Linked DNA regions of Homo sapiens: region 2 is linked to region 1. A link is an interaction called in ENCODE POLR2A ChIA-PET data of the cell type or tissue named here. Cell type or tissue: PC-9. All regions are shown on one strand.

Evidence for each region. Peaks named below come from ENCODE experiments on the same cell type or tissue, not always from the same donor. Only the 100,000 strongest peaks of a DNase experiment are listed, where the experiment ranks them.
Region 2: POLR2A ChIA-PET joins it to region 1 with 7 read pairs; 2 of 35 experiments call an interaction of 5 or more read pairs at or near these places.

The regions. Positions count from the first base shown.
Region 1 is chr13:40,908,430-40,913,429 of GRCh38, reverse strand. It overlaps the pseudogene TPTE2P5 and the pseudogene SUGT1P3. Among named protein-coding and RNA genes, the nearest start is that of MIR621, 100 kb to the right of the region's middle. RefSeq lists an enhancer at 1,241-1,948. In PC-9, no CTCF peak of the experiment used is centred here; no DNase peak of the experiment used is centred here; H3K27ac peaks cover 424 bases.
Region 2 is chr13:39,901,118-39,906,117 of GRCh38, reverse strand. No RefSeq gene overlaps it. Among named protein-coding and RNA genes, the nearest start is that of MIR4305, 240 kb to the right of the region's middle. In PC-9, no CTCF peak of the experiment used is centred here; no DNase peak of the experiment used is centred here.

The DNA.
Region 1 (5,000 bases):
GCATGATCTCAGCTCACTGCACTCTCTGCCTTCCAGGTTCAAGCGATTCTCCTGCCTCAGCCTCCCAGGTAGCTGGGACTACAAGCACATGCCACCATGCCCGGCTAATTCTGTATTTTTAGCAGAGACGGGGTTTCACCATGTTGGCCAGGCTGGTCTCAAACTCCTGACCACAGGTGATCTGCCCACCTTGGCCTCCCAGAGTGCTGGGATTACAGGTGTGAGCCACTGCACCTGGCCAAATTACATAGATGATGCTAATGAGAAAAGGAGATGAATTTTGTGACACAGTTGTATTCATTGACTGAAGAGCTTTAGGAAGGAAGCTAAATGTTCAGCCAAAAGGAAGGTACAAGAGTAACATTTATTTGAATTCTGTCTTGGATTAGCTTTTCCAAATTTAAAACCATCTGGCATTTCTACCAACTTGAAAACTTAGAAATCTAAAACTGATCCATATTCTGTTTGTATTTGCTAGAATCTGTAAATAACTGATGAAAAACCCATCTTTTTCTTTCTTTCTTTTTTTTTTTTTTGAGACGGAGTCTTGCTCTGTCACCCAGACTGGAGTGCAGTGGCACAATCTTGGCTCACTGCAACCTCTGCCTCCCAGGTTCAAGTAATTCTCCTGCCTCAGCCTCCTGAGTAGCTGGGACTACAGGCGCGTGCCACCATGCCCGGCTAATTTTTTGTATTTTTTTTTTAGTAGAGACGGGGTTTCACCATGTTAGCCAGACTAGTCTCGATCTGCTGACCTCGTGATCCACCTGCCTTGGCCTCCCAAAGTGCTGGGATTACAGGCATGAGCCACCATGCCTGGCCAAAAACCCATCTTTTTCTACATAGTTGCTGTTGCTGATGTAAAGAAGTCTCGTGAACTCAATCCAAATAATTCCACTGCTGTGCTGAGAAAAGGGTATGCAATAGCTACTCTTTTTGTTGAGCTTGGACTGTAAATAATAGATGTTTAATTTGTTGAATGAGTTCATTGTAAGCTTTATAAGTAGTAAAATTATTTATACATATTATAGCAGAGATATGATTCAATTTTAAATATAAAGTTATAGTTCTATTATTTTGTTAACCATAATATGTGATAGGAGATCTATACTTAATATATTTTAAAATAGTGATGATTGAAATAACTGCAGGGTATAGATGAAACTGATGCATTTCACATTCCTTTTTTGTTTATCATTTGGAATTTACTCTATTTAACTGACTGGTGAACATCCTATTATTCAACCAAGCTGAATAGGCTACATTTAATGCTATGAAAGCTCTGTATCTATGTGCTTTATATCCCATCTTGTTTCTGTTGATAAGTGTAACTTTATTCTTTAAGTAAGAAACTGCTTTAATTCCTTTGTATAATTATATTTTGGAATAAGCAAGTATGTATAATTAAAGTGAAATTCCTTCTGAAGTAAGTTCTAAAATTGAATTTTACTGGAAATTATACTAGATGTTAACAGTATTTTAGAAAGTCTCTTGGCTTACTAACATATGCTTAAAATAAATTTTTTCTTTCAACAATAGAAAATACTAAATGTTTTTATTTAGAAAGAAGGCTATTTTCCAGATCTTGTGTGTGTGTTAATTTGTTTTAAATATGTTCATGCAGGATATGTGAATACCATTAAAAAAAACTATGCTGCTTCTCTAGAAACTTTTATAGAAGGACAAAAATTAGATAGTAAGAATTAAATTGTAGTTTTATAAACTTATCCATTTCTGTCTGAAATACCAAAGCTGAATTTTGTTAATGTTAATCTCAAGTTAATTACAGAAACCCAATACCTATTTTTCTCATCTTAATTACACTTCATATTGATTGCAGATATGGGATCACTTAAAATTGGTTAAATCAGCCTTTTAGCATTTAAACCACAGATAAACTTACCATTAGAAGTAAAAAGCCATATGGAAACACTTAACATGCTCTCTCTATTTAGTCTGGCTTTGTTTTTTTCTAATGGAGAAATGAAAATTTAATTTGCTTTCTTGGTCAGAAGTCTGTTCATTTTAAGTTATTCAGAATGCTGAGATGGGAAATCTTAACACTTATAGAGAAGTGAAGTGTATAGTTTGATAAATTATGAGAGGGTACAGAAGAAACACAGAGTTTTGAGAGTATTGTGAGTTTTTAATGTTATATTTTTTAGGGGAATATATGAAGATTATCACAGCAGTGTAGATATCTAGACATATATAGAAATTGTGAGAGCAAGAATTTTAAAATTGGAAAAATACTAAGATAGAGGTTGTGAGTAATCCCAGAAAATTGTAGACTACATAATCCTACTTGTACTATTATTTTATCTTTATGTTATGATAGAATTTTATCACAATTCTCTAAAGCAGTGGTTCTTAACTGGAAACAATTTTGTTTCCCAGGAAACTTTAGGCAATGTTTGAAAGATTTTTGGTTATCATGAATGTTGGATAGGGGATGAGCTACTGACATGTAATGAATATAAACCAGGGGTGCTACTAAATATCCTATAATGCCCAGGACAGTGCTGCCCAACAGAGAAGTATCTAGTTCAAAGTGTCAGTAGTGCTGAGTTAAGAAACTCTGCTCTTACATATTATCTGTTAAATTCTTACTCTGTACTGCTTTAAAGGTTTGCTTTTCTGCTGTATACCTGTTCAAAAAAGGATTTTAGGCCTCATTACACAAATGGAAGCTACAAATTAGGAAAGGAAAGGTCTGGGTGATAGGACTTATTCTCAAATTTGCTTATCCCAGTTTCAGTTTTGGCATGTGAATAATAGGGCTATTCAGTCAGCAAGACAGCATATCTACACTCTTAGCAAATTCTAGAGTCAGGTTATCTAGTGCCTTGATACATATTTGAAAACCCTGAAAAAACATGAGTCATACCATTCTCTACATTTTCTTTTTTCTTTTTCTTTTTTTTGAGACAAGGTGTCACTCTTGCCCAGGCTGGAGTACAATAGTGCGAACTTGGGTCATTGCAACCTCCTCCTCCTGGGTTCAGGTGATCCACCCACCCCAGCCTCCCAAGTAACTGGGGCTACAGGCACGTGCCACCACATCTGACTAATTTTTGCTTTTTTTTTTTTTTTTTTTTTTTTGCAGAGACAGGGTTTTGCCATGTTGTAAAGCCTGGTCTTGAACTCCTGGGCTCAAGCGATCTGCCTGCCTCGGCCTCCCAAAGTGTTGGAGTTACAGGCGTGAGCCATTGTGCCTGGCCTCATCCTCTGCATGTCTAGGCCCTACTACTTTTAAGAGCAATAGAAAAGTTTCCTGCCTAAATTCCTTTCTTTTTTTTCTTTTTTTGGGGGCTGGGGGCACAGAGTCTTGCTCTGTCACCCAGGCTTGAGTGCAATGGCACCATCATAGTTCACTGCAGCCTTGAATTCCAGGGCTCAAGCCATCCTTCTGCCTCTGCCTCCTGAGTAGCTGGGACTACAGGCATGTGTCACCACACTGAGCTAATTCGTTAAATATTTTTTTGTAGAGATGAGGTCTTGCTACATTACCCAGACTGGTCTCTGAACTCCTGGCCTCAAGTGATCCTACTGCCTTGGCCTCCCAAAATGCTGGCATTACAGACAGGAGCCACTGCATCTGGCCCCTAAATGCTTTTCTTGAATGAATAATTTCTTTTTCTTTCTTTCTTTCTTTCTTTTCTTCCTTCCTTCCTTCCTTCCTTCCTTCCTTCCTTCCTTCCTTTCTTTCTTTCTTGTCTTTCTCTCTTTCTCTCTCTCTCTCTTTCTCTCTCCTTCCTTCCTTCCCTTTCTCTTTCTTTTTTCTTTATTTCTTTCCACGGAGTCTCGCCCAGCCTGGAGTGCAATGGTGCGATCTCAGCTCACTGCAACCTCTGCCTCCTGGGTTCAAGTGATTCTCCTGCCTCAGCCTCCCAAGTAGCTGGGATTACAGGTGCATGCCACCACACCCGGCTAATTTTTTATATCTTTAGTAGAGACAGGGTTTCACCACATTGGTCAGGCTGGTCTTGAACTCCTGACCTTGTGATCCGCCCGCCTCAGCCTTCCAAAGTGCTGAGATTACAGACATGAGCCACTGTGCCCACCCGAATAATATCTTAATATCATGCCATTGACATTTATTCTCTAATTATTTCAGAGGTGGCCTTCAGAAGAAGGCCTCCTTGGTAAAATTGCTATTAAGGATATTTCACTGAAAAACAAATTTATCTATAAATTTAAATCCAGGAAAAATTTAAGTTAAACTTTTATGCTTCTATTTTTATCAGACAGGGTAAAACATTTATAACTCAGAATATTACCTTTTCCCCTCTCTGTGTGATAGATTGCTTGGTTTTAGTTACTGATTATTTAAAATAATAAGTTATTCAAAGCTAGGATTTTGATGTAATAGTTCTTCTCTAGAATATGGTGTGTGTGAGAGTGTATTTACATTTTTTATTAAGGCCCATGTAGTTATATTTCTTTTATAAATTAGTAAATTAGAAAATTTTGTTTTAAGAAATTTTTAATTTAAAATTTCCAGATTGCTCTTGCCTGCAGTTACATATTTTACTATGCACTGTGTTTAAATGTAGTCATTGTTCTGTGTCCCCAGAAATGAAAAATTTGTTTATGGATACATTTACACTATTATCTGTAAGCATAAAATTTATCACCTGTAGCCTCTCAACTGCCCTGTAACTTGGAGATATGACAAAACTTCACAGAATTTAAAGATGCTTCTCGGTGTTGGTAGGAAAGGCATGGTAACAGATAAAGCCACTGAGAGAATAGTAGACTGAATAGGTAGCTGCATTGAAGAGCAAGCTGGGGCTGGGAAAGGCTTAGGGACCTCAACTCAGCTCTCAGTTACCAAGCCTCCTCCCCAACCTAACTAATGGCATATTGGGAGTCTGATTTAGTTCTGACTTTGTTGTGTGTATGAGGAAGCTTCTCTAAGGGCAAAGGGGTTGAGGGAAATTTGCATTATTTATATCTGTGAAATTAGTAAGGTTGACTATAGTTAAAATTAATTTAAA
Region 2 (5,000 bases), 1.0 Mb after region 1:
ACTCCTCTCTTTCTTTCACTCTCAACAACCTATCTGGCAGCAAACATTGTGGGCTCCTCCTTCAAACTATATTCAGGATTCAATAATAATTATCTTCTTACTAGGTCACCTCCATTCACCCTTGTCTCTCTACAGCCTCTTCTCCTCACAGCAGCCAGAGTAATACAGTAAAAACTTAAGTCACCAGTCTGTTCAAAAGTCTCAAATGACTTCAACTCTGGGTATACACTCAAAAGACGTGAAAGCAGGGACTCAGGCAGATGTTTGTATACTAGTGATCATAGCATCATTATGAGCAATAGCCAGAAGATGGAAATAACCCGAGCATCCATGGATGGATGAATAAACAAACTCTATATATATAACATATATTCCATTGTGTGTGTGTATATATATATACATATATATAGTATGTATATATATACTATATATACTATATATATGTATATATATATACACACACACAATGGAATATTATGCAGCAATAAAAAGTAATCAAATTCTGATATACACTACGACATGGATGAATCTGGAGGACATTATGCTAACTGAAATAAGCCAATCACAAAAGTAAAAACATTGTTTGATTCCACTTATATCATGTACCTGAAATAGGCAGACAGATAGAGGCAGAAAGCAGAATAGTAGTTGCCAGAGTCTGGGGATAGTGGACAATGGGGAGTTATTGTTTAAAGAGTACAGAGTTTTAGTTGGAGAAGATAAAAAAGTTCTGGAGATGGATGGTGGTGATGGTTGCCCAACAATGTGAGTTTACTTAATGGCAATGAACTGTACATTTAAAAACAGTTAAAATGGTAAATTTTATGTCATGTCTATGTTACCACATTGTGATGGTTAACAATGAGTGTCAACTTGATTGGATTGAAGGATGCAAAGTGTTGTATCTGCATATGTCTTAAGGGTGTTGCCAAAGGGGATTAACATTTGAGTCAGTGGACTGGAAGAGGCAGCCCCACCCTCAATCTGGTGAGCACCACCTAATCAGCTGCCAGAGCATCTAGAGTAAAGCAGGCAGAAGAAGGTGGAAAGAGCACACTTTCTGAGTCCTCTGGCCTTCATCTTTCTTCCACGTTCCCCTCGAACATCAGACTCCAAGTTCTTCAGCTTTTGGACTCTTGGACTTACACCAGTGGTTTGCCAGGGGCTCTCGGGCCTTCGGCCCCAGACTGAAGGCTGCCTTGTCAGCTTCCCTACTTTTGAGGTTTTGGGACTTGGACTGGCTTCCTTGATCCTCAGCTTACAGATGTCCTATCGTGGGACTTTACCTTGTGATCATGTGAGTCAATTCTCCTTAATAAACTCCCCTTCATATATACAAATATCCTATTAGTTTTGTCCCTTTAGAGAACCCTGACTAACACACACACACACACACACACACAAACACACACACACACACACACAAATACCTACAAAACTGGAATGGCCACCCATTTCAGATTAAAAGCTCAAATTCTGATATTGACCTAAAGATCCCATGCAGTTGGATTCCATATTATCCTCTGCTCTAAGTTCTTTTGCCCTCATCCCTGTTCACTCCACTCCAGCCCATGGCAACTTCTTTGTAATCCTCAAACACCCAGAGCATGGAGCCTCTTCAGGTGCTGCCGTTCACTCTACCTGGAAGGCTGGGGTGCGAGACCCCCAGATACTCCGAGGGCTTACATTCCTCCCTGCCCCCACCCTTCATCTCCATGGAATGTGTTAATTCATTACTTGTAGTAGAATTTTAATAGAGTGAATATTAAATTTAGGCATCAAATTTCAAAGCAACAAAAAAGGAGAGAAAATAGAGTTGATTTGTGACTGCTCTGAAATAAATTAACAAAAAGACAAATGGCAAAGTCAAGACATTGTTCTGTTAATAACAGTTACTACTCAGATGTGTCTTCTCAGGGAGGCTTCCCTGACCACTGCTTCTAATGAAAACACATTCCCCCTTCCCTGTTTTACCTTTCTCTAATATAACTTATTAGCATTTGACAGTCTATATAACACATATATGTTTACTTGTTTCTACCACTCTAACATAAGTTCCATGAGGATAGAATTTTACTTCTGTTTTGTTCACTTCTGCTTCCTTGATGCTTAGAATAGTGCCTAACACCTAGTAGTCACTCGATAAATATTTGCTGATAAATATCTAATATGTATGAACTAATAACACAAGCTAAAAGGCAAGAAAATACATTCAAAACATCATTTTAAAATCCAAAATCTTAGCCTGGGCAACATAGCGAAATCTTGTTTCTACAAAAAATACAAAAATTAGCTGGGTATGACGGTGCATACCTGTAGTTCCAGCTACTCGGGAGGCTGAGGTGGGAGCATGGCTTGAGCCCAGGAGGTGGAGGTTGCAGTGAGCTGAGATTACACCACTGCACTCCAGCCTGGGCGACAAAGTCAGACTCTGTCTCAAATAAATAAATAAATAAAATCCAAAGTCTTTATATTAATTAATTAAATATTTCTCAGAAAATCTAATGAGATGAATCATTGATTAGGAATCTAATCATGTAAGATTTAGATTTTTAGTTTTTCCTGAATAATACTAGGTTCTTATATTTTGATATCTAATATTTCATGGTTTTTTATTTCCAAAATACCTTGCAATCATTCATATTCAGATTTAATTCAACAAACATTTACCAAGGGCCTTCTATGTACTGGATAATATTTGTCCAATTTGATTTGGCTTCATTATTGTCACAGCTCTGTAATCATCCAGTAAATGTTTTTGGTTTTTAAAAATATGTACCCTTTCAAATTTGAATAGAAGCAAATTTTTATCAGCTGGGATGATAAATTGGAGATTGAGATTGTTTTTTCCCCCATAACCATGATTCCTTCTCTTTATGCCCCTCAATGCCACTCAAAACTAGTGACATTACCAGATCCGGGGCAATCATAGACTTACAAAATCATAGAGATGCGTGCACCATGAGAATCCATCTCACCCACTGCCTGCTCCAGGCTGGAAGTGATTTTATCCCATTTTACTAAATAGGGATATATCTTCTTTGGAGGTTAGTCTTTCAGAAGCACTTACTTCTACCATAATTACATATAAAAATTAATCGTGTGTTATATGATGATCCTCATTTTATAGATGAAGAAATTAAGGTAGATAATTTAAGTTTCCTACCTTATCAAATCAAGTTTGTGATAGGATTAAAATTCACACAAACCTCAAATGATCAACTTCTGAGTGGCTTTCTGAAGCTTATTAATTTTTTTTTTTTTTTTTTTTTTGAGACGGAGTCTCACTCTGTCTCCCAGGCTGGAGTGCAGTGGCGCAATCTCGGCTCACTGCAACCTCCACCTCCCAGGTTCCAGTGATTCTCCCACCTCAGCCTCCTGAGTAGCTGGGATTACAGGCATGTGCCACCATGCCCAGCTAATTTTTTGTATTTTTAGTAGAGATGGGGTTTCACCATGTTTGCCAGTCTGGTCTCGAACTCCTGACCTCAAGTGATCCGCTTGCCTCGGCCTCCCAAAGTGCTGGGATTACAGGCATGCGCCACTGCACCCGGCCTTGAAGCTTATTGATTTTTATTAGCACACAATATCTTTTCTTCGACAAGTAACATCTTCCACAAACCAATGTCTTTGGAGTAAAAGCATACAATTTTTGACTCTATAAATGACTCAATTTTGAAACTCTCTCAAATCAGGTTTTTAACTTATAAATGGCAACATATAATTTTCAGGGATGCAGTTAAAATTCTATCACATCCACCTCCCTGGGATGTGTCAATTAATTACTTGTAGTAGAATTTTGGTAGAGTGAATATTAAATTCAGCCATTAAATTCCAAAGCAGCAAAAATGGGAGAGAAAATAGAGCTGATATGTGAGTGCTCTGAAATAAATCGACAGACAGACAAGTGACAAAGTCAAGATGTCGCTCTGTTAGTAACAGTTACCACTTACTGATGACAAAGATTCTCTCCTTGACCAAAGTTTAGTCAGGCCTCTCCGAGCCCTCTCTGGACTGGACTTCAGCCTCAGCTCCTGTTCTTGCCAAACCTGCAGAAGGCCAGTCTTAGCAAGAATCCTGCTAAGTCACTTTAGAGAAAATTTCTTACCCTTGATGTCTGATTACCCTTGATATCTGATCAAGTTCCTCTTCCCCTACTTCTGATATATAAGCCCTTGACCTGCCTTCAGCAAGAATCCTGTTAAGTCAGTTTAGCAAGAATCCCTCCTACCGTTGATGTCTCCCCTTAGTAGTGTTCCATCCACTGAAGCCCTCACTCTGCTCATTGGCTACAAAGCCCCAGCTGTCTCTGCTCTATCTGGAGTTGAGCTCAGTCTCTCTCCTCTGTTGCAATTGTCTTAACACCTATTGCAAGAGTCCTGAACAAAGTCTTCCAGTCTTTCTTACCATTTTAACAAGTGTCAGAATAACTTTTTCTTTACCACTGAGCATCTTTCCATTTATTTATTCTGTCTGTATTCTCTTTCAAGGTCTTGCAATTTATTTATTAACTGATGGGAAATTCACACTTTGGGGTGGTTTGGGTGAGTAATAAGGGAATTAAACTGTTTGGATTGATGCATTGTTTTGAAGTTAGTGATGAGAACAAAGAAGAGAAGGAAAAGATGGTAAGTTTCAGTTTATCACCTGGAAGATTGATTAAAAGGTCCTATTCTGCCATCTGGTTCCTAGATATCTCTAAACACATTTTTAATAGTTTTGGTAAATTGAGACACTGTCTTCAGAGGCTGCTGCTCACAATTTAACAAGATTATAAGTTGAGAGGGACAAATAGTCCTTACCTGGACATTTGAATATTGGAAGTGAGCCAGCTCACTCTCCAGGGAGTATTTTTCTGCAATTCTGTAGCTAGTATAGGAAAGGATCATGTAAAAAGGAGAATAACCTGGGCTAAGAACTAATCTCTCCAAACCTTACTGACGGAATCTTATTTTATTTTATAAGATGGAAATGCTTGTTAAGTTTTTGTGTAAGATTTT